3 separate regions of the Homo sapiens genome follow, and regions 1 and 2 are each linked to region 3. The links are chromatin loops, found by intact Hi-C in ENCODE. Cell type or tissue: Calu3. All regions are shown on one strand.

The links. Hi-C counts contacts between places; a loop is a spot of excess contacts. Peaks named below come from ENCODE experiments on the same cell type or tissue, not always from the same donor. Only the 100,000 strongest peaks of a DNase experiment are listed, where the experiment ranks them.
Region 1: it touches region 3 in a loop (18-fold over the local background); 3 of 110 quality-filtered maps call a loop at or near these places.
Region 2: a loop joins it to region 3, with 13 times the contacts of the local background. A loop is called at or near these places in 20 of 110 quality-filtered maps.

Annotation. Positions count from the first base shown.
Region 1 is chr13:24,314,492-24,322,491 of GRCh38, forward strand. It overlaps C1QTNF9 (C1q and TNF related 9), which reads left to right. Exons shown (of 4, transcript NM_178540.5): 2 at 1,491-1,678; 3 at 4,327-4,389; 4 at 6,505-8,000. The coding sequence starts at 1,513. The coding sequence ends at 7,277. It also overlaps the pseudogene PCOTHP1. Among named protein-coding and RNA genes, the nearest start is that of C1QTNF9, 8.9 kb to the left of the region's middle. In Calu3, no CTCF peak of the experiment used is centred here; no DNase peak of the experiment used is centred here.
Region 2 is chr13:24,601,425-24,609,424 of GRCh38, forward strand. No RefSeq gene overlaps it. Among named protein-coding and RNA genes, the nearest start is that of ATP12A, 75 kb to the right of the region's middle. In Calu3, CTCF peaks have their summits at 4,676 and 4,885 (motif pointing right); a DNase peak (open chromatin) is centred at 4,757.
Region 3 is chr13:24,724,866-24,732,865 of GRCh38, forward strand. The region is part of intron 3 of LOC105370118 (a long non-coding RNA gene); the gene reads right to left. Among named protein-coding and RNA genes, the nearest start is that of RNF17, 35 kb to the right of the region's middle. In Calu3, no CTCF peak of the experiment used is centred here; a DNase peak (open chromatin) is centred at 3,306.

The sequences.
Region 1 (8,000 bases), 410 kb before region 3:
GGCCAGCATGGTGAAACCCCGTCTCTACTAAAAATACAAAAATTAGCTAGGCGTGGTGGTGGCGCCTGTAGTCCCAGCTACTTGAGAAGCCGAATTGCTTGAACCTGGGAGGCAGAGGCAGCAGTGAGCAGAGATCGGCCATTGCACTCCAGCTTGGGCCACAAGGGCGAAACTGCATCTCGAAAACAAAACAAAACAAAACCAAACCCAGGTGTGGTGGTGCATGCCTGTAGTCCCAGCTACTTGGGAGGTTGAAGCAAGAGAATCGCTTGAGCTGGGAGGTTGAGACTACAGTGAGCTGTGATTGCATGACTGTACTTCAGCCTGCGTGATGGAGCAAGACCTTGTCTCCAAAAATTATATATAAGGAAAGGACTTGAAAATGCATTTCTCCCGAACTAGGTGATGTTTCCGTGTGTGTGGCCCTTCTTCACAGTGGCCTCCTAGAAAAACAAGACCCTGACTCAAAGAACACCTCTCACTACAGTAAGACTTCTTGGAATGCTTTACTTTTTTAAAAATTTAATTTAATTGTTTAATGTGGTAAAAAATATATAACATAAAACGTAAAACTAACCAGCTTAACCATCTTAAGGGCACAATTCAGTGGCATTATGTACGTTCTCTTTGTTGTGCAACCATCACCACCACCCATCTCCAGAACTCTTTTAAAATCTTCCCAAACAGAAACTCTGTACCCATCAAACAACTCCCATTTCCTTCTCTCTTCACCTCTGGCAACCTCCATCCTACTTTTTCTTTATATGAGTTTGACGGCTCTAGGAACCTCTTATAGGTGAAATTATCCAGGTCTGTCTTTTTGTGACTAGCTGGTTTCACTTCGCATAATGTTCTCGAGGTCCATTCATGTTGTAACATGTGTCAGAATTTCTTCTCTTTCTAAGGCTGAAGAATATTCCATTGTATGGACCTACCACATTGCATGTATCTATTTATCCACTGAGGGACCCTTGGGTTGCTATGGAAAATAATGCAACTACGAACATGGACATCTGTTCCAGTCCTTGCTTTCAATTATTTTGTGTAGATGCACAGCAGTGGAATTGCTGGATCAGATGGTAATGCTATGTTTGCTTCACTACTTGGAATGTGCCTTTATGCATATCGTGATAAAATTTGATCTGTACGACAGTCCTGTGAGATAAGTAAGCATTGATCTCTGGTTCAGAAAAGTGATTTCTTCAAAGTGAAATGATGAACGGAAGAGTATCCTGACCTTAAACTTGGCTTTTTAAATTGCCCGTTCACCTTGAAGAGTGGTTCCAATCACAAGTGTTACCTTCCAAGGACAGTGTCATTCTGGTTATAATCAGCTTGCTCCCCTGCCCTGAGCCTTCTGTCCAAGTTTGTGCAGGTGTGGGTCTGGGGCAGGGGACAGCTCATCCATTTCCCACTGCACGGAACAGAGGCTGTGTCCAGGGCCCCAGCAACAAAGATTTCTCCTTTGGGTTTCTGTTTCCCTCTTTCAGTTCAGAGTCTGTCATCTGAACCATGAGGATCTGGTGGCTTCTGCTTGCCATTGAAATCTGCACAGGGAACATAAACTCACAGGACACCTGCAGGCAAGGGCACCCTGGAATCCCTGGGAACCCCGGTCACAATGGTCTGCCTGGAAGAGATGGACGAGACGGAGCGAAGGGTGACAAAGGCGATGCAGGTACTCACCTGACGGCTTCGGCTGCCTTTCAACTTCTCTCTTCATTCCTTTCATCTCATTCACTCATCATCTGTGTGATTTTCCACCTACCCACTCACACCCCATCCATCCATACATACATCAACCCAGCAACACTCACTGGAGCCTGACCCCATTCATCCATCCACCCATCTGCCCAGCAACACTCACGGGGTCTGCTCCATGCCAGACTCTGTGCCAGGTGCTGGTGGAGAGCACAGGGCAAGATCGCCATGACCCCTGCCCTCCTGGGTTCTCTCATCTCTGACACCGCAGAACATTTTCAGTAGTATACGATGTCATGGATCCTCCCATCTCAGGTGACAGGTATGATGGATTTTTGGCAACAAAAGGCTAATAGAGAGATCTGATCACGAATTATTTGGCAGCAAGCACCCAGCTGCAGTGCAGGTGAGAGCTAATACCGCATCATGCCATGAAGCAGGAGATGCGGAGTGACAGATGACACAAAAGGAGACGAGAATCTGAAACCATACAGCTGCTGCTTATGCATCTATATGACCTAGGTTGGGACCCTGTCCCAGGGTCTGGGGATCTGGGGGACAGGATTCAGCCTCTGGGAGGGAGATTTGCCAAAGCTGAGAAGTCCGAGTGGTTTCCATAACAACAACCAATAGACTTGGTTTCCGAATGGGGTACCATTCTTGAGGCCTGGTCTTGACCATAGGGTCACATATCTAAGGCATATGCAGAATGATCCATCTGGGTTAAGGGCACAGTTCAGTGGCATTACAAAAAAATATATCAAAACTTCTATGGACCTTTTTAAAGATAAGTTTGTGTTTCTAACACATCTCAGCTTATGGCATTTGGTGGCCTGATGATGTTTTGAGTGGGCTGGATGAAGCCAAGGGTCACCAGGAAGCAACATTCTTTCTAACCACCATCCTGCACATCTGCTCTGTGAGGTGTCTTCTCCTGGCTCACATCTCCAGCTCATTGACACTGTTCCAGTCCCCAGGTAGCAAACAGCCCAGTCCAAATGAATAGCAAAACCTTACCATTAATGAAATCAGGTCTTCTGCCCTCACACTGGGACCACAGTAGTGTGTGTGTGTGTGTGTGTGTGTGTGTGTATTGTATTTCTGAATATATAAGATTTTCATTTTTTGTTATAAAATTTTACACACAAAAGGAGATAAATAGGTGATAGATAAAAAATAGAGGACAAAGACAAACACTCCTATATTCAATACCAAATTTCTCTACCTCTTCCCTGTTGAATTTCTCTCCTCTTTTCTCACCAGTGTCCATTCTTTCAAGTTTTATATACTTCTTAGAAGCAAATTATGTATCTATTTTTCTACGTAGTTCATAGGTATTATATATAATATATATTACTTCTTAGAAGGATATTCATTCACATTGCTCACACTAAAAATTTACTTCATTTTTATCTTATCTTAAAGTGTATTTTTGTATATGTTTTATACCAAACATATTTTCCATATACTACCTGTGCATAATGTAGAAACATATAAATATCTACTGATTGGGGTCTGTGTTCATGCTTTGTGAGTTGTGGTTGCGTGATCATGAAAGCTCAGAGGCCACCGCTCTAGAGAATGGGAGAAACGAGAGCCAAGCAGGGAAACAAAAAGAGGGAAGGAGAGGAAGACACAGGGGAGCAGCCAGTGGAGGGGAGGGGAGGGGAGGGGAGCGCAGGGAGGGGCAAATGTAGGGATAAGCCCCCTCCATTCAGAGGTCCCACGCTGACCAAGGCCCCACTCAGGAGCGCTGGTGTCCCAGGAGAACAGACATCGTGACAGAAATAAGTCTGCCTGTGTCAGTCCTGTCTCAGGACCTGCAAGCCGGCCCAGCCTGCCCCTGTCGCCCCACAGCCACGTCAGTGGGTCTGAAGTATGGGAGTCTCTGCTGCTTTGTGAGAAGCCAGAGTCTGGGGTGAGCTGTGGCCCAATGAGCACTCTACTGCCATAGCCAGAGCCACCTTCAACCTGCTGACGGATAGCACGCCGACCTGGAGCTCAGGGGGGCCTGTTCTGAGCACAAGGACTTGAGTGTAGTCAGCAGAGCCCCACTCACCTGATGTTCTCTGCCAGCTTGATTGGTGGCATTTCCCCCAGTGTAAGGCACTAGAGGGATCCTTCCAGAACTCTCTCTTCTATCTTGGGATAGTGTCACGTAACCATAGTCATCTGTGTTTTCATAGGAGCCTAGTAAATCTTCCGTTCCACTCTCCTCAAGAGTAATGGAAGAGAAACAGAGTGAGGAAACCTCCTGGCACCTCCAACATTCAGACCACGTCCCAAGTCCTTGTCGCAGGAGAGGAACACAATCGTGACAGTCAGTCCCCATTGCACACACTCCCTCTTCGTCCTGTCTTGCTGTGCGCTCTAGGCACGTCCTAGAGATGGGCGCTTGGGAAGTCACTCAGTTCATTTCTTAGGTCACTTATCCCACGCAGCTCAGCACCCCAGATGCCCGCTCATGCCTGCCTCTCTCCACCTGCGCTTGTGTGGAGGACAGAGTGCCCGTCAGGGCGGGGGTCACCCCCAGACTCTCCAACACACATGGCTGATGGAGACCAATGGCCAGAAAAATCAGAAATGGAATTTCAACTCATGCCTGTTTTCTGCTTTTCCACCTAGGAGAACCAGGACGTCCTGGCAGCCCGGGGAAGGATGGGACGAGTGGAGAGAAGGGAGAACGAGGTTAGTAGTTCCTATTTATGGTGCTCTAATTCTGAGCTGTCGACTATTTAACAATATTACCATGGACAAGTCCTCCATGCTGATTATAATCTTACAATAAAGGCAACACAGTTCTTACTCTCCAGACGGGGGGATTCTGCAGGGATTGGCAGGCTTTGCAGAGGGCTGGGTAGTAAATATTCTCAACTCCGCAGGCCATACAGATCTGTCACCACTACTCAACTTCCCCTTGTAGTGAAAAGAAGCTGTAGATGCTCCATAAATAAGCATGGCTCTGTTCCAGTGACACCATATGTGTGAAGACTGAAATGGGAATTTCCCATGGTTTCCATGTATTGTGGAATATTATTTGTGACCATTTAAACATGCAAACCATGGCCGAGCACCATGGCCCACACCTGTAATCCCAACACTTTGGGAGGCCCAGGTAAGAGAATCGCTTGAACCTAGGAGTTCCAGACCACCCTGGGCAACATAGTAAGACTTTGTCTATACAAATAAAAAAAAAATTAGCTGGGCATTGTGGCACGTGCCTGTAGTCCCAGCTACCCAGGAGGCTGAGGTGGGAGGATCGCTTGAGCCTGGGAGGTTGGGGCTGCCATGAGCCATGATCTCGTCACTGCACTCCAGCCTGGGTAACAGAGTGGGTGACCCTGTCTCAAAGCAACAAAAAAACAAGCAGACAAACAAAACCCAGAAAAACAAAAAAACATGTAAACCATATTTGTTTAGCTTGCGGGAGGGAGGCTGAATTTGGCCTGTGGCTGTAGTTTGTTGAACCTTGAACCTTGCAGTGGATGAGCACTGAGGAGTGAGACTGAGTTTTTGACTTGGTGCATCTGGCAGCACTGCATGGAGGAGGTGGAACTAGAACTGGTCCCTGATGGGTCGGGATGTAGTCGTAGTGGCAAACTTGTGTAATCTTCACTTTGTGCTTTTCATGTACTGACTCACTGAATGCAATATCCCCAGACGCTAGGTAGTTTTATTACCCTAGTTCCATATGTGAGGGAACAGAGGCACGAGGCTCACTAGCTCATCTGACGTCCTGTGTGCATATGGGGACAGAATGGAAACCTGGCATTTAACCTCAGAGTCCACACTTGCAACCACGGCTCTTTGGTATGGGTGGGGGTGCAAGGAAGCAGCAAGGTTTCTGTAGATGATGAATTGCCGGTGGGATAGGTGGGTTGGGGCTGGGGTTGGGCAGGAGAGGGCAATGCCTCGATGCAGGCTTTATTTTATGTTCACTCCAGGGAGGAGGTTTTTAGAGGATGTCACGACTAGGGTTGAGTGTCAGTTAATCTACCTGTCTCTGCTCTGAAGAGTGCTTTCTGTCATGGATTGACATTATTTAATGGCCAGCATGGTAGACTTAGATGGTAGGGTTGTAATTTCTAACGTGAGCCCTGACACTAATTTAGTAGACGGTAGTCAAAAGGTGTGTTGGGATGTGTGTGTGTCCATGTGCACACACGTGTGTAATTGGAGTAATTGATTTTCATTTATTTTTATTTTTTTTGAGACAGAATCTCACTCTGTTGCCCAGGCTGCAGTGCAGTGGTTTGATCACGGATCACTGCAGCCTCAGCCTCCTGGGCTCAAGCCATCCTCCCACCTCAGCCTCCTGAGTATCTGGAACTACAGTTGTGCACCACCGCGCCTGGCTAATTTTTGTATTTTTTGCAGAGATAAGGTTTGGCCATGTTGCCTAGGCTGATCTTGAATTCCTGGACTCAAGTAGTCTGCCCACCTTGGCCTCCCAAAGTGCTAGGATTACAGGCATGAGCCACTGAGCTGGGCTGGAGTAATTGAATTTTATTTTCTTATTTTTCTTTTTCTTTTTTTTTTTTAGAGTCAGGGTATTGCTATGTTGGCCAGGTTGGTCTTGAACTCTTGGCCTCAGGCAGTCCTCCTGCCGCGGTCTCCCAAGGTGCTAGGATTACAGGTGTGAGCCACTGCACCCAGATGGAGTAATTGAATTTTAAACTCTGGGCATATACTGAACCTGTGCACTACTTTGTTTCATTTGTGAGCTCAATTATAGAAAAACCAAAGTTGTTCACAAGGGAATCTTTCACAAGCTATCTCTTTATTTGCTCTTTCTCTATTTAGGAGCAGATGGAAAAGTTGAAGCAAAAGGCATCAAAGGTGATCAAGGCTCAAGAGGATCCCCAGGAAAACATGGCCCCAAGGGGCTTGCAGGGCCCATGGGAGAGAAGGGCCTCCGAGGAGAGACTGGGCCTCAGGGGCAGAAGGGGAATAAGGGTGACGTGGGTCCCACTGGTCCTGAGGGGCCAAGGGGCAACATTGGGCCTTTGGGCCCAACTGGTTTACCGGGCCCCATGGGCCCTATTGGAAAGCCTGGTCCCAAAGGAGAAGCTGGACCCACGGGGCCCCAGGGTGAGCCAGGAGTCCGGGGAATAAGAGGCTGGAAAGGAGATCGAGGAGAGAAAGGGAAAATCGGTGAGACTCTAGTCTTGCCAAAAAGTGCTTTCACTGTGGGGCTCACGGTGCTGAGCAAGTTTCCTTCTTCAGATATGCCCATTAAATTTGATAAGATCCTGTATAACGAATTCAACCATTATGATACAGCAGCGGGGAAATTCACGTGCCACATTGCTGGGGTCTATTACTTCACCTACCACATCACTGTTTTCTCCAGAAATGTTCAGGTGTCTTTGGTCAAAAATGGAGTAAAAATACTGCACACCAAAGATGCTTACATGAGCTCTGAGGACCAGGCCTCTGGCGGCATTGTCCTGCAGCTGAAGCTCGGGGATGAGGTGTGGCTGCAGGTGACAGGAGGAGAGAGGTTCAATGGCTTGTTTGCTGATGAGGACGATGACACAACTTTCACAGGGTTCCTTCTGTTCAGCAGCCCGTGACAGAGGAGAGTTTAAAAATCCGCCACACCATCCATCAGAATCAGCTTGGGATGAACTTATTCAGATGGTTTTACTTTATTAATTCCTCCAATTATTACAATAATCATAAAAAGGTGAAAATGGAAAAGTTATTCCCAAAACTGATTCTGTGTAACTTACTATTTTTCCAGGAGTAAATATTTAAAATAGCTGCATGGTTTATTCTAATTTATTTCACATTTCTTATTCCTATTATCTGAAGAATCCCTCGTCTGTGCGTTTCTTGTGGGAAGAGTGTTTTAATATCATTTTAGTGCTCTGAGGAGTCATATGAAGATGTATCCCTCATCTGTGTTTCTGAGGACATTAAGGGGAAATTAGAGGGAAATGTTTATTCAATTTAGTACTAGCAACAGCTTTAAGCTGGTGATGCTGTCATACTCCAGAAAGCTGTAGACACTGCTCATTTTGTCTTTTAAAAAAATTTTATTTTATTTTAAGTTCTGGGATACATATGCAAAACATGCATGTTTGTTACATAGGTAAACATGTGCTGTGGTGGTTTGCTGTATCTATCAACCCATCACCTAGGTATTAAGCCCTGCATGCATTAGCTATTTGTCCTGGTGCTCTCCCTCCCACTTTGCTCATTTTCTAACCTAGGTTTTAATCACCATTTTACCCAACAAATCATTGTTCGATCATTATTTGCCAGACTTGAATCTCTATGTGTTTTCTAGGACT
Region 2 (8,000 bases), 120 kb before region 3:
TCAGGTGGTTATAAGTGTAAGGCTTTATTCTGGGTTTTCTATTCTGTTCCATTGGTCTATATGTCTGCCTTTGTACCAGTACCATGCTGTTTTGGGTACTATAGCCTTATAGTTTGAAGCCTCTGGCTTTGCCCATTTGCTTAGATTTGCTTTGGCTATTGAGGCTTTTGGTTTCATATGAATTTTAGAATACTTTTTTTCTAATTCTGTGAAGAATGACATTGGTAGTTTGATAGAAATAGCACTGAACCTGTCAATTGCTTTGGGCAGTATGGTCATTTGAATGATACTGATTCTTCCAATCCATGAGCATGGAAAGTTTTTCCATTTAATTGTGTTATCTCCGATTTCTTTCCGCAGTGTTTTATAGTTCTTGTAGAGATCTTTCACATCCTTTGGTAGCTGTATTCCTAGGTATTTCATTTTCTTTGTGGCTACTGTAAATGGGATTCTGTTCTTGATTTAACTCTCAGCCTGGACATTATTGGTGTATAGAAATGATGTTGATTTTTATACAGTGATTTTTTTATCCTGAAACTTTGCTAAAGTTGTTTATCAGTTCTAGTAGCCTTTTGGCAGAGTCTTTGGTTTTCTGGGTATAGAATCATATCATCAGCAAAGAGAGATAGTTTGACTTCTTTTCCTTTTTGGATGCCTATTCTTTCTTTCTCCTGCCTGAGTTCTCTAGGTAGGACTTCCAGTGCTATGTTGAATAGGAGTGGTGACACTGGGCATCATTGTCTTGTTCCTTTTCTCATGGGGATTGGTTCCAGCTTTTGCCCATTCAGTAGGTTGGTGGCTGTGAGTTTGTCATAGATGGCTCTTATTATTTTGAGGTATGTTCCCTTGATGCCTAGTCTGTTGAGGTTTTTAATGTGAAGGGATGTTGGATTTTATCAAAAGCCGTTTCTGCATCTATTGAGATGATGATATGGTTTTTGCTTTTAGTTCTGTTTATGTGGTGAATCACATTTATTGATTTGCATATGTTGAATCAGCCTTGCATCCCTGGACTGAAGCCTTCTTGATTGTGGTGTATTAACTTACTGATGTGCTGCTGGATTCTGTTTCCTAGTATTTGGTTAAGAATTTTTGTGTCTATGTTGATCAGAGTAATTGGCCTGAAGTTTTCTTTTTGTGTGTTTCTCTGCCAGATTTTGGTATTAGGCTGATGCTGGCTTCATAGACTGAGTTAGGGAGGAGCCCCTCATCCTTAGTTCTTCGGAATAGTTTCAATAGAACTAGTACCAGTTCTTTTTTTTTTTTTTTTTAGACAGAGTCTCACTGTGTCACCCAGGCTAGAGTGCAGTGGTGAGATCTTGGCTCACTGCAAGCTCTGCCTCCCAGGTTCACGCCATTCTCTCGCTTCAGCCTCCCGAGTAGCTGGAACAACAGGTGCTCACCACCACGCCTGGCTAATTTTTAGTTTTTGTATTTTTAGTAGAGACGGGGTTTCACCATGTTGGCCAGGATGGTCTCTATCTCCTGACCTTGTGATCTGCATGCCATGGCCTCCCAAAGTGCTGGGATTACAGGGGTGAGCCACCGCGCCCAGCCTCAGTTCTTTGTACATCTGGTCGAATTCAGCTGTGGCTTCATCTGGTCCAGGGCTTTTCCTTGTTGGTAGATTTTTTATTGATGATTTGATTTCTGAACTTGATATTTGTCTATTTAAGGTTTCAGTCTCTTTCTAGTTCAATCTTGGGAGATTGTATGTTTCCAGGAATTTATCCATTTCCTCTAGATTATCTAATTTGTGTGCATAGAGTTGTTTATAGTATTCTCTGAGGATCTTTTGTATTTCTGTGGGATTGGTTGTAATGTCATCTTTGTCATTTATGATTGTACTTATTTGGCCCTTCTCTTTTTTTCTTTGTTTAGCTATCACACTATCCATCTTGCATATTTTTTGAAAAACTAATTATTGGTTTCATTGATCTTTTGTGTGGATTTTTGCATCTAGTCTCAAAAAAAAACAGCACTTCAAAAAGCACTTCATTTAGTGCTTTTCTAATTTTAGTTATTTCTCTTCTGCCAGCTTTGGGATCAGTTTATTCTTTTTTTCTAGTTCCCTTAAGTGCAAAGTAGGAATGTTAATTTGAGATATTTCTAACTTCTTGATGAAGGCATTTAGTGCTATAAACTTTCCTCTTAACACTGCTTTAGCTGCATCCCAGAGATTCTGGTATGTTGTGTCCCTATTTTCATTAATTGCAAAGATTTTTTTAATTTCTGCCTTAATTAAGATTTTCACCCAGGAGTTATTCAGGAGCAAATTATGTAATTTCCATGTATTTATGTAGTTTTGAGAGATCTTCTTGATACTGATTTCTATTTTTGTCTCACTGTGGTCAGAGTGTGTGCTTGGTATGATTTCAAACTTTTTGAATTTATTGAGGCTTGCTTTGTGGCCAAGCATGTGGCTGATCTTAGAATATGTTCTGTGTGCACATGAGAATGTATCTTCTGTGTTTGTTGGACAAAGTGTTCTGTAGATGTCTATCAGGTCCAATTGGTCAACTGTCAAGTGCAAGTACGGAGTTTGTTAGTTTTCTGCCTCAGTGATCTGTCTATTGCTGTCAGTGGGTTGTTGAAGTCTCCTGCTGTTATTGTGTGTCTAAATCTTTTTGTAGGCCAAGAAAAACTTGTTTTATGAATTTGGGTGCTCCAATGTTGGGTGTGTACATATTTAGGCTAAGTCTTCTGGTTGGATTGTGCCCTTTATCATTCTATAAGGAATGCCCTTCTTTGTCCTTAATTTTTATTGGTGAAAAATATGTTTTATTTGTCCAGGAGTGGTGGCTCACACCTCTACTGCCAGCATTTTAGTAGGCTGAGGTGGGCAGATCACGAGGTCAGGAGATCGAGACCATCCTGGCTAACATGGTGAAACCCCGTCTCTACTAAAAATACAAAAAAATTAGCTGGGCATGGTGATGAGCACCTGTAGTCCCAGCTACTCAGGAGGCTGAGGCAGGAGAATGGCATGAACCCAGGAGGCAGAGCTTGCAGTAAGCCAAGATCGCGCCACTGAACTCCAGCCTGGGTGACAGAGCGAGACTCCGTCTCAAAAAAAATTAATTAATTAATGAAAAAAAAATATATATATATAAAGTTATGTTTTATTTAACATAAGAATAGCGACTCCTTGTCTTTTTTGTTCTCTATTTGCATGACAGATCTTTCTTTATCCCTTTACTTTCAGCCTGTGGATGTCATTAGGAGTCAGATGGGTTTCTTGAAGACAGCAGATGGTTGAGTCTTGTCTTTTAATCCAGCCTGTCATTTTTTGCATTTTAAGTGGGGTGTTTAGCCCATTTACATTCAGGGTTAGTATTGATATGTGAGATTTTCATCCTGTCATCATGTTGTTAGCTGGTTGTTGTATAGACTTGTTTGTGTGGTTGCTCTGTTTTGCCTATGGGCTATGTGCTTAAATGTGTTTTTGTGGTAGCAGGTTCTTTCAATTCCATGTTTAACACTTTTTAAAGGATCTCTTACAAGGCTGGTCTAGTTGAAATGAATTCCCTCAGTGTTTGTTTCTCTGAGGATTTTATTTCTCCATCACTTATGAAGCTTTTTGGTGAGATATAAAATTCTTAATTGGAATTTATTTTCTTTAAGGGCACTGAAAACAGATCCCCAATCTCTTCTGGCTTGTAAGGTTTCTGCTGAAAGTTCTGCTGCTAGCCTGATGGGCTTCCCCATGTGCATAACCTGGCCCTTCTCTTCTTTTTCCTTCAAGATTTTTTCCTTTTGCATTGACCTTGGTGAATCTGCTGACTATGTGCCTTGAGGATGATCATCTTATATAGTATCTAGCCTGGGTTCTCTTTATTTCTTGGATTTGCATGTCAACCTTTCTAGCAAAATTAGGGAAAGTTACATGAATAGTATTTTCAAATATATTTTCCAAATTGTTTATTCTCTCTCTTTTTCTCTCAGGAATGCCAATGAGTCATAGCTTTGGTCTCTTTACATAATCCCATATTTCCATCAAGTTTTGCTCATTTTTAAAAATTCTTTATTTTTGTCTGAGTTGGTTAGAAAAGCTCTGAGATTCTTTCTTCAGCTTGGTCTGTTCTGTAGTTAATACTTTCAATTGTATTATATAATTCTTATAGTGAATTTTTCAGCTATAGAAGTTCAGCTTGGTTCTTTCTTAAAATGGCTATTTCTTCTTTCCGCTCTTGGATCCCTTTATCTTTATCTAGGACCACTAATCTTTGGATTAGTTTTCAATTTTCTTCTGAATCTTGATGAGCTTCCTTGCCACCCAGATTCTGTATTCTACGTCTGTCATTTCAGTCATTTCCAACTGGTTAAGAACCATTGCTAGGGAGCTAGTGGACTCATTTGGAGGTAAGGGGACACTGGCTCTTTGAATTGCCAGAGTTATTGTGCCAATTCTTTCTCATCTGAGAGAGTTGGTATTCCTTTAACTGTGGCGTAAGTTGAGTATAGTCAGTTGGCTGCATTTTTCTGAGGGCCAAGGTTCTGTGCACGGTCTTTATTTGTGGCTGAATTCTCACCTTGGTTTTATAGGAAGGTATATTAGCAAACTATTTTTGTAATTTAGGTTGACTTCCAGTAGATGGCACATAAGAGTAATGGTTGGTAGATAGAGCTTAGCCACATGGCTCCTTTGTATTTCCTGGTGTTTCCGGCTGTGCTCTGCAGTACAGTGGGAAGAGAGGTGACCACCTCGTCAGGTCCGCTCCTGGGCACTGGGGAAGCCCCTTCCAACCAATGGCACTGTGCCCATGTTTCTTTTGGCAGGTGCGCTCTCTCACACAGAGGCTGTGGTAGGGAGATAGGCCACCCCTTTCCCAGTCAGCTGGCCCTGCAGAGGGAGACATGCCCACTGCTGTGGTAGCCCACAGGTTCATGTAACTCAGCCCTCTCAGTACGCTGAGAGTGTGGGCTCCTCTCCTGCTCTAATGTGTGCTACAGATCTCGCCTTGGCACTCCCAGGCTTCAACACTGCAGCCCCAGGGAAAGCTCAGGCTTTTTGTTCCCTCCTCAGCTTAGGGACAGCAGGGATAGGGACCCCGGCAGTGGTAATGACAGGGGGCCTATCAGTTGCCTCTGGGGACTCTATCCCAGACAAATGCAAAACCACAGCCAATTGGGGTGATCAGCCAGGGTTGGGGCAGCTGTGCTGCTGGGCCCAAGCTGGGGGCCCTGCCTGAAGAGCAGGAAGGTCAGGCAACCCAACCCTGAAGATAGCCTGGCCTCCTCTCTGTAGGATGCTGTGAGAAAGTAATCAGGCTCTTTGTTCCCTCCCTAGCCTGGGGGAAGCAAGGGCGGGTACTGTGGTGGCAGCAATGGCAGAGGCCTGTCAGTTGTCTTTGGGAGCTCCATCCCAGAGAAACACAGAGCCATCACCAACTGAAGTGATCAGGCAGGAGTAGTGCTGGGGGCCCAAGCCAGGAGGCACCCTGCGCAGTGAGGAGCAGCAGGGCCAGGGACCCATGTGGAAAACTGTCTGGCTGCCTTTCCATATGGCAGCTGTGGCATGCTGGAGGCCCATGACAGCTGTCGGGGCTTTTTACTCCCTCTCCAGCCTGAGGGCAGTAGGGGCACAGGCTGCAGCAGTGCAGAGGGCCTGTTGGTTACCTCTGGGAGCTCCATCCCAGAGCAATGAGGGCTGTGACCAGCCGGAGTGCTCAGGTCGGGGGTGGATGGCTGCGATGGAGGCCCAGGCCAGTGGGCCTTGCCTGGCAAGGTGCAGTGGAGGCAAGGCCTGCAGTCTGTCTGCTCCCCAGCATCATGGATATGGCCCCTATCCTAGGGGCACATGACAGAGCCTGGCCTACCTTGTTGGCCGGGCTGTGGCAGCTGGTGCTGGGGTGCTCAGAGATCCACATTGGCTTGAGCAGTGGCTCTGCCCAGACTCCAAGCAGCTCTTCATGTCAGTCTAGAGCCCCAGGGTGTGTGTGTGGGGCGGGTGGAGTCATGGAGGGTCTCCTGCGCCTGGGAATTACAAACGTCCATGGCAGAAGTATGGGTCCCCAGGAGCTTTCACTCACTCATCCTTTCCCTGCTGTAGGGAGCTTCCCCTTGCTCTGCACCCAGGTGGGCAACTGTCCTGCCTTACTCCCCTCTGCTCTCAGTTAGTCACCACTGCTTCCTTGATGAATCCCAACACAGCCTGCTGGACGATCAACCTGAAGAGCTCATGTTCACTCACCACTCTCATCTCCTCTTGTGAGAGCTGCACACACTAGCTGCTTCTAGTCAGCCATCTTGGCGCTTCAGATACTAGTTTTCTTAAGTAGAATTTACTAACTTGGAATAGAATCATCCAAAACTTAAGAGCAGAGAGTTTAACTATTTTTAAAAACAGAAGGATAGAAAGAGATGGAGGGAGAAAGTAATTCTAGTGGGCCGAGTTCCATAACTGCAGTGCATAGAAATGTTTTTGTCACCAGGCGCGGTGGCTCACACCTGTGATCACAGCACTTTGGGAGGCTGAGGTGGGCAGATCATGAGGTCAGGAGATCGAGACCATCCAGGCCAACACGGTGAAACCCTGTCTGTACTAAAAATGCAAAAAAAATAGCCGGGCGTGGTGGCAGGCACTTGTAGTCCCAGCTACTTGGGAGGCTGAGGCAGGAGAATGGCATGAGTGAACCCAGGAGGTGGAGCTTGCAGTGAGCCGAGATCGTGCCACTGCACTCCAGCCTGGGTGACAAAGCGAGACACCATCTCAAAAAATAAAAATAAAAAAAGAAATATTTTTGTCACCTTACCTACAGTGAGATTATTATACATCACGTGTCTTGCTGATGGAAAACAATGCTTGTTGCAATAAAACCACTGCCTTGAAACACTACTATACATAACTCTTTAACATTTCTGACAGTTGCTTCCCAGCATGGATGTAAAGAACTTCAACAAAATTCATCAGACTCAAATATTACCATGTTAGTCAGGCTGGTATCAAACTCCCGACCTCAAATGATCCGCCTGCCTTGGCCTCCCAAAGTGCTGGGATTACCGGTGTGAACGCACCATGGCTGGCCAGTGGTTGAATTTTTTAAAAAGTATTAATGGGGTGCTTGAAAACTAGAATATCCATCTAGATTTGTAAGACAGTATACCTGCATACTGGTGTGGCTTCCACACTTGAGTAAAAGCTTCAGAGTAGGCCTCCTAGATTTCCCCAAGATACTCTACTCTTATTTTTCTTTTTCTTTCTTTTTTTTTTTTTAGACGGAGTCTCGCTCTGTTGCCCAGGCTGGAGTGCAGTGGCACAATCTCAGCTCAGTGCAACCTCCACCTCCCGGGTTCAAGCGATTATCCTTCCTCAGCCTCCTGAGTAACCGGGATTACAGGCACGTGCTACCACACCTGGCTAATTTTTGTATTTTTAGTAGAGACGGGGTTTCGCCACATTGGTCAGGCTGGTCTCGAACTCCTGACCTCATGATCCACCCGCCTTGGCCTCCCAAAGTGCTGGGATTACAGGTGTGAGCCACCGTGCCCGGCCGATGCCCTACTCTTAAAATAGTGCCATTCATTTTCTAGGTAGGATCATATTCCACACTGACTATATTGCTAGGGGTGGCCTAGAGGGTCAGGCCTTTGGGAAATGGCACGGCCTTTACCAGCTTCCCTTCTCTCCCAAAGAACTTCCCCTCTTGGACTTTAGATTGAGGAATGGGGCAGAGTAGTAGGCGGTGCCGCTGTGCTTTGATAAAGGCCCCTGTGGCTGGCAACAGCTCTTACCTTTTGTCTCTGGGTCCTGGCGTGGGTGGAATTCCTGGGCGTTCTGTTGGCTCATCTGGGGCCATCAGTCCACTTTGAACTACTCACTGTCTCCTCTGCCTCCACCAATTAGAAACCCTTCCAAGGGACAGTGAGAGCCAAAGCCAAGAAAAGCCTTGTTCCCTATTTGGTGATTGAGTGACAGTGGGTGAAATCCTTTCTCAGAAAGAACTAGAAAGAACTCAGTGCTTGTACTCACAGTGAGTAATGTCAGGGCTGACCCATCC
Region 3 (8,000 bases):
CTGGTGAGCTGGAGCCCAGTGCAGGATCTTAGTCCAAAATAATGACCTCATAATTTTTATAACATCCTTATCCTGGAGCTAAAAAAACAAAACTGCAGCTCTTGTATTCGTTGCTACCAACTGCTTCTTATAGCATGAAAGACAGAAAAAGCAGTTGGATTACATCATTCCCCTGTGTGATAAAGGACAATGTTTCATCACACCTGCCACGCTCTGCCAGCCCTGCCTTTGCCCACCTTCCCAGCATCACTGGGTATCACTCTCTTCCTTATCCACCAGCTTCCAGACCCACCACCAACTGGAAGAGGGTCAATATTACATTAAAGGGGAGCACATAGGGTGACATCGGATGGTGGCCGTCTTTAGGAACATGCAATTAGCCTCAAAAACAAGACTAACCCAGGTGAAACAGTTAAAGACCAGTAAAAGAGCATGCATAATTGTGTGCCAGGATGGAGGGTGCTGATAAGGACAGGGATCTGAAGAGCAGGTGGTGCTGGTGAGTGGGGAAGTCTGAAGGAGGCACTGGGGATTTGGAAGCAGCTTAAGGTGTCAGTACAGTGGTGAACTTCGACAATTAAAGTACTGTTTCACTAAAACAGGTAGGCTCATGTATGTGGAATAAGTATTTTCAGAAATACTTGTCAATTCAGATGGGAGTTTTACTTGCCTGTATGATGAAAGAAGAGGAAGTGGGGAGAAATAAGAAGAGAAGCTCTGAGAGGGGAAAGAAGGCTCAGAATTGCATTCCCCTTGTGAGCGTGCTGTGTCTCAGGGTGCCCACTCCACTGGGCTGCCATTCTTTTCTTCTTTTTCCTTTTCTTTTTTTTTGAGATGGAGTCTCTGTCGCCAGGCTGAAGTACAGTGGCACGATCTCGGCTCACTGAAACCTCCACCTCCTGGGTTGAAGCAATTCTCCTGCCTCAGCCTCCCCAGTAGCTGGGATTACAGGCACGTGCCACCACACTCGGCTAATTTTAAAAATATTTTTAGTAGAGACGGGGTTTCACCATGTCAGCCAGGATGATCTCGATCTCTTGACCTCATGATCTGGCTGCCATTCTTCCACAATCTCAAATTCCCCTTACCCCATTAGGCTTCAACAGGCCCTCATTTGTTTCTTCATCTTCTCTCTGAAGCCATTGTTGAAATGGATCCATCTGCATTGGAATCGTAACCAGGGTTGGTGAACTGCATGGAATGCACATCCAACTAGAGAATGAGAGAGTAGGAAGGCATGCAGGACAGAAAGTGGTAGCCAAAAACTGCTGTGATGAGCCCATGAGAGCTGAGACGGGACTTTGCTTCGGGATCTATTCAACTTCTTATTCTATTATGACGCTGGAAGGAGGGATGGAGAGTCTTCCCACCACAGAGGAGGCCAGATCAGAGTTTGGCCATGCAGGAGGAGCAGCTGCAGGTGTGTGGACCCCCACAACTCCACCCCAGCCAGGTGCCTGTGGTAGCTCCCAGGAAACGCCCTGGGGCCGGCACCCAGCAGCCAGTGGCGGGCACCATCAGTGACTAACATGGATCCATTCTGTGGCCATCTAAAACAACAGGCTGCATTTTGCTCTTAAAAGTCAGCCCCTCCCAGCTACTGGGGAGGCTGAAGCAGGAGGATCACTTGAACCCAGGAGCTGGAGGCCAGCCTGGGCAACATAGGGAGATTTAGACTCAAAAAAAAAAGAAAAAAAGAAAGAAAAGTCGATCCCAAACTTGCTTCCCTTGGCCAGCCTCACAATAGAGTAGACGCAGGGCATGGGCTAGGACTGGTGCCCTTCTGAGGTTTCCTAAGCATAATAACTTGCCTCAGTGCAAACAAACGCAATCCCTGGAAACATAGATATTGTTTCACAGTGTCTACAGCTTCATGTTTTTGGAAGGAGAAACCCTGATGCTCGCAGCAGTGAATGTATGCCAGGGAATGGAAGGAACTAGAGAAATGCACGTGAAACACCGAGGAGTCAGAAGATGCAGCCTCAACTCTGTAAGGCAAGGCAAGCTCTCTCTCAATGCAGGATGCAGTCCAGGCACATCCAGCACCAGGACAGCTGTAAAAGGACACTGGCCTGGGCTCCATCTCCAACCTCCTGAATCAGAACCTCCAGGGCTGGAACATCTGCAGCCTCTCCAAGAAAGAGATTTTTAAGCTGGAGGTGTCTGAGCTCTCTACCTGTCGCCCACATCCTGCTTGGTCAGGAGAGCAGTCCTCCACCCTGACAGGCAGATGGAGAAGGCCTCTGATGAATGGATGGAGGAAGGGTCAGTGAGGGCTAGTGTTGGAGTCCTGAAGGAGTGAGGGAGAGGACAGTGGGTGGGTCCTAATGCTCTGCCCCCCACGTAGGGAGGCTCACAGGGCACATGTCCTCAGGCTCTGCAGGTCACCTACCCAACTTTTAGTTATAATGTCCCAGAGCTTAATATGGGGCTATTTCTCAAGAAAAAATAGTAGCCCCTGTCTTGTCCCCTAACTCCTCATAGCAGCAAGTTTGAAGTTTGCTGATCTACAAAAGGTCCTCAAATCTGGCCTGAAGCAGCAATAGTATCTCTCCATTTATCCAAAAATTCATGTTTGTGTAGTCCTTCTCTGTTGTAATTCCCAAAGCAAGAGTTTTTAAGTGCAGGAGCATGTCTGAAAATCAGGACCCCCAGGGCTCTTGCTCAATCCCAAGAAGGTTAGAGTGGTTCTTAGCTTCAGCTGTCCCATCCTAAACGAGGAGGTGGGATTCTGGAATTTCTAAAAGTCATTCCTACTCCACTGCCCTATAATTTCTAAGAAAAAAGCCAGCCACTTCGTCATAGAGTTGGGTATTCCACCTCCTCTGAAACATGTATGGAGAACAGCTTGAACCTTTTCACTGCTCACCTCTGCTTTTAGTGACTAAGGATAGAAAGGTCAGAGGCAAAGTGGCAAAGGACTTGAAAACTACCTTCAAAAACTAACTGCAAAAACCAAACTACTAATATCGTTTGGTGGCTGGGCGCGGTGGCTCACGCCTGCAATCCCACCACTGTGGGAGGCCGAGGCGGGCGAATTGCCTGAGCTCAGGAGTTTGAAACCAGCCTGTGCAACACGGTGAAACCTCGTCTCTAATAAAATACAAAAAATTAGCTGGGCTTGGCAGAGTGCACCTGTAGTCCCGGATACTCAGGAGGCTGAGACAGGAGAACTGCTTGAACCTGGGAGGTGGAGTTTGCCGTGAGCCAAGATCGCGCCACTGCACTCCAGCCTGGCAACAGAGACTTTGTCTCAAAAAAAAAAAAAAAAAAAAAATGGTTTGGTGTGGGTCTGGCGCCCTCTGGTGTGTTTTGAGACTGTGTCATGCTGGCTGGTGCTAAGTTCTCCCTGCTGCCATCTGTGGTCTGACATGTGAGCACATGCTGTATATGCTGAGAGTGCTGTATTATAAATTATTATTATTATTGTTATTATTTTGAGACGGAGTTTCGTTCTTGTTGCCCAGGCTGGAGTGCAATGGCACGATCTTGGCTCACTGCAACCTCCACCTCCCGGGTTCAAGCGATTATCCCTTCTCAGCCTCCCGAGTGGCTGGGATTACAGGTGCCCGCCACCACACCCGACTAATTTTTTGTATATTTTTTTTTTAGTATAGATGGTGTTTCACCATGTTGGCCAGGTTTGTCTCAAACTCTAGACCTCAGGTGATCCACTCGCCTCGGCCTCCCAAATGCTGTGATCACAGGCATGAGCCACCACACCCAGACTATAAATTATTTTAATTACCACCTGATACTTTCAGTAAATCTAGAAGAAAAATGGTAAATGCAAGGTTTTATTAAAACAAAAACAGGCTCAAAGTTAAAATATACTTGAGCCTTTATTAAAAACCACAATAAAATGGCCAGGCGCGGTGGCTCACGCCTATAATCCCAGCACTTTGGGAGGCCGAGGTGGACGGATCACAAGATCAGGAGATCGAGACCATCCTGGCTAACATGGTGAAACCCCGTCTCTATTAAAAATACAAAAAAATTAGCCAGGCATGGTGGCGGGCGCCTGTAGTCCCAGCTACTCTGGAGGCTGAGGCAGGAGAATGGCGTGAACCTGGGAGGCAGAGGTGGCAGTGAGCCGAGATTGCGCCACTGCACTCCAGCCTGGGTGACAGAGCGAGACTCCATCTCAAAAAAAAAAAAAAAAAAAAACAACCCAATAAAATGCCATCATAGAATATCTATGCTTGTCTGTCTGTCTGTCTCTCTCTCTCCCTCCATGTTTTGAGATGGCACTACAGCAATGTGTAAAAGGTAAATCAAGGTTCATGACCCTGTCTGTATCAATTAGTGGGCTCTTGAGTTTTCTATTGCACCCAACAGCACCCCACTCCTGCAAAAATACTAACAACAACAAAGCTGAATTTTAAACAGGAAAAGAAGGCAACAAAGCTTATGGAAGAGAACAAATATGGAAGATATTTATGGAATAAACATGGAATGGAATACAAAACAAATTATGGAAAATAAATACAATGAATCAGAAAGGATTTCTCAAACCATACTTGAAAATCGTAAATCTTAATGAAAATACCATAGAAAAATAAAACATCTTTCGACAATAAGAGATATAAACAAAGTTAAAAAGCAAGTCATAGCCTGGAAGAGTATATTTGCAATGGGATCTAAAATAAATAAATAATAGCTACAAAACTGTAAGAGACAACCCAAAAGGCAAGTAATAATACAAAAGCCTAAATTACCAATAAACATGAAAAAGATGTTAGGTTCCTTAGTCATTAGAGAAATGCAAACTAAAGCCACAAGGAGCTCTCATAGTGCCTTCAATGAGTTAGCAAAAATAAGACAAAAAAAAAAAAACAAAAAAACAGCTGTCAAGTGTTTTTCTAAGTATTTTCATAAAAGATTCATATACTGCAGGTGGGAGTGAACAGGGAGGCTAAAAAGCAAAAAAGTTTTCTATCTTGTATACATTTGAGTGCAGAAAAAACCCAGAAAACTCCCCTGATAATCTAAGCACACCTGCCCTCGGGTGGGCTTAGGATTCAATATAATGATCTTCAAGTAGTCCAGGAAAATACAAGCCAAGAAATTATAGTAGCCCTAGACTCACAGTGCCTTGGAGCACCTTAACAAAACAAAAACAAAATCTGGAGAAATGTACCCTTAATACAGGCCTCACAGTATTCCCACAAGTCAACCCTTTCAAACATGAGTTTATAATCTAAAATTACAAAATACATTAAAGAGAAAATTAATTAACTGAAATATATATTTGAAAAAATTATTCAGAATGCAGCACAGAGAGAGAAAGAAATGGAAAATATAAAACAGAGGTTAACAGAAACAAAGTGTAGAGTGAGAAGGTCCAATTTACTGCCTAATAGCAGTTCTAGAAGAAAATGACAAGGAAGAGGTAAAATTTAAAGAGACAAATGACTAACAATTTCCCAGACCAATAAGACAAGAATGCTCAAATCCAAGAATTATAATCAATCCCAAGCAGGGTAAATGAATATCTACACCTTAATATTATAATGAATGTATATAATACCAAAGAAAAATAATAACTTACCTATATGGAAAGACAATTTGACTGTAAGAAAATTTCTCGATAGCAGTAATAGAAGTCAGAAATCAATAAAATTATATTTTCAAATTTAGAAAAACAAAAAAAAACCTGTCAGCCTAGACTTTTATATTACTAAACAATTACTCGAGAATGAGGGTGAGATAAAAATACATTTTTATCCAATTAAAAACTGACATCATTCACCAATAGCATACCCTCAGCTAAAGGCACTTCTTCAGAATGTCCTTGAAGAACAAAAATTACTGTAGAAAGAAGATATGAAACACAAGGAAGAATAAAGAATCGGCCAACACGTGAATAAATCTAGATTTATTAATAAAACTAGGTTATTTATTAAATTGGTTGGAAGGTACATGGGCACAGATACTTCTTTATTCTTTTTTGTGTGGCTAAAATATTTGATAGTATTTTTTTAAGTAGCACAGGGAAAAGAGTTCTAGGCAGAAGATTCTGAGGCTAGAAAGAGCTTGACCTACTTATACAACTGAAAGAGAGCTAGCATATCTGGAACAGGGTAAAGAGAAGTGGTACAAAATGAGGGTGGAAGGGAGTAGGCAAGAGACATGAATAGACACTTTCCAAAAGAAGACATGCATGTGGCTAACAAGTATATGAAAAAATGCTCAACATCACTAACCATTAGAGAAATGCAAATCAAAACCACAATGAGACACCATCTCACTCCAGACAGAATGACTATTATTAAATAGTCAAAAAATTGCAGATGCTGTTGAGGTTCTGGGAAAAAAGGGAACACTTGTGGGAATGTAAATTAGTTCAACTACTATTATTGGGGGAAGCTGCCCCCAATATTTCAACGTAGGTTCTTTCTATTTTCCGTAAGTGTCGGCCGGCTGAGAAATAAAGAGAGACAGTACAAAGAGAGGAATTTTACAGCTGGGCCACCAGGGGTGACATCACCTATCAGTAGGACCATGATGCCTGCCTGAGTCTCAGACCAGCAAGTTTTTATTAAGGGTTTCAAAAGGGGAGGGGGTGTAAGAACAGGGAGTAGGTACAAAGATCACATGCTTCAAAAGGCAAAAAGCAGAACTGCTAGTAAGGGTCTAACAAAGATCACATGCTTCTGAGGGAACAGGACAAAGGGCAAAAGCAGAACTACTGATAAGGGTCTATGTTCAGCAGTGCACATATTGTCTTGATAAACATCTTAAATAACAGAAAACAGGGTTCGAGAGCAGAGAAACAGTGTGACCACAAATTTACCAGGGCAGAGTTTTTCCCCACCCTAGTAAGCCTGAGGGTACTGCAGGAGACCAGGGCATATCTCAGTCCTTATCTCAACTGCATAAGACAGACATTCCCAGAGCAGCCATTTATAGACCTCCCGCGAGGAATGCATTCCTTTCCCAGGGTGTTAATATTAATATTCCTTGCTAGGAAAAGAATTTAGCAATATCTCTCCTATTTGCACGTCAGTTTATAGGCTCTCTGCAATAAGAAAAATATGGCTCTTTTTACCTGACCCCGCAGGCAGTCAGACCTTATGGTTGTCTTTCCTTGTTCCCTAAAAATCACTGTTATTCTGTTCTTTCTCAAGGTGCACTGATTTCCTATTGTTCAAACACACATGTTTTACAATCAATTTGTACAGTTAACAAAATTATCACAGTGGTCCTGAGGTGATGTACAACCTTAGTTTACAAAGATAACAGGATTAAGAGATTAAAATAAAGACAGGCATAAGAAATTATGAAAGTATTATTTGGGAACTGATAAATGTCCATGAAATCTTCACAATTTATGATCCTCTGCTGTGGCTCCAGCCGGTCCTGCCGTTTGGGGTCCATGACTTCCTGCAACACATTATGGAAGACAGTGTGGCAATTCCTCAAAGACCCAAAGACAGAAATACCATTCAACCCAGCAATCCCATTGGGTATCTACCCAAAGGAATATAAATCATTCTATTATGAGCACACATGCACATGTATGTTCAATCTAGTACTATTCACAATAGCAAAGACATAGAATCAACCTAAATGCCCATCAATGATAGAGTGGATAAAGAAAATGCAGTATATATACACCATGGAATACTATGCAGCCATAAAAAAAGAATGAGATCGTGTCCTTTCCAGGGACATGGATGGAGCTGGAAGCCATTATCCTTAGCAAACTAACATAGGAACAGAAAACCAAATACCGCATGTTCTTACTTATAAGTGGGAGCTAAATGATGAGAACACATGGACACATAGAGGGGAACAACATACACTCGGACCTAGTGGAGGGTGGAGGTGCATTGAGGGAGAGGGTTAGGCAAAATATTATATGTATTTTGTATAACAGACCCCCATGACATACATTTACCTACGTAACAAACCTGCACATGTACCCCTGAACTTAAAATAAAAGTAAAACAAACAAACAAACAAAATGTTCATCACTAGGAAAACAGATGAACAAA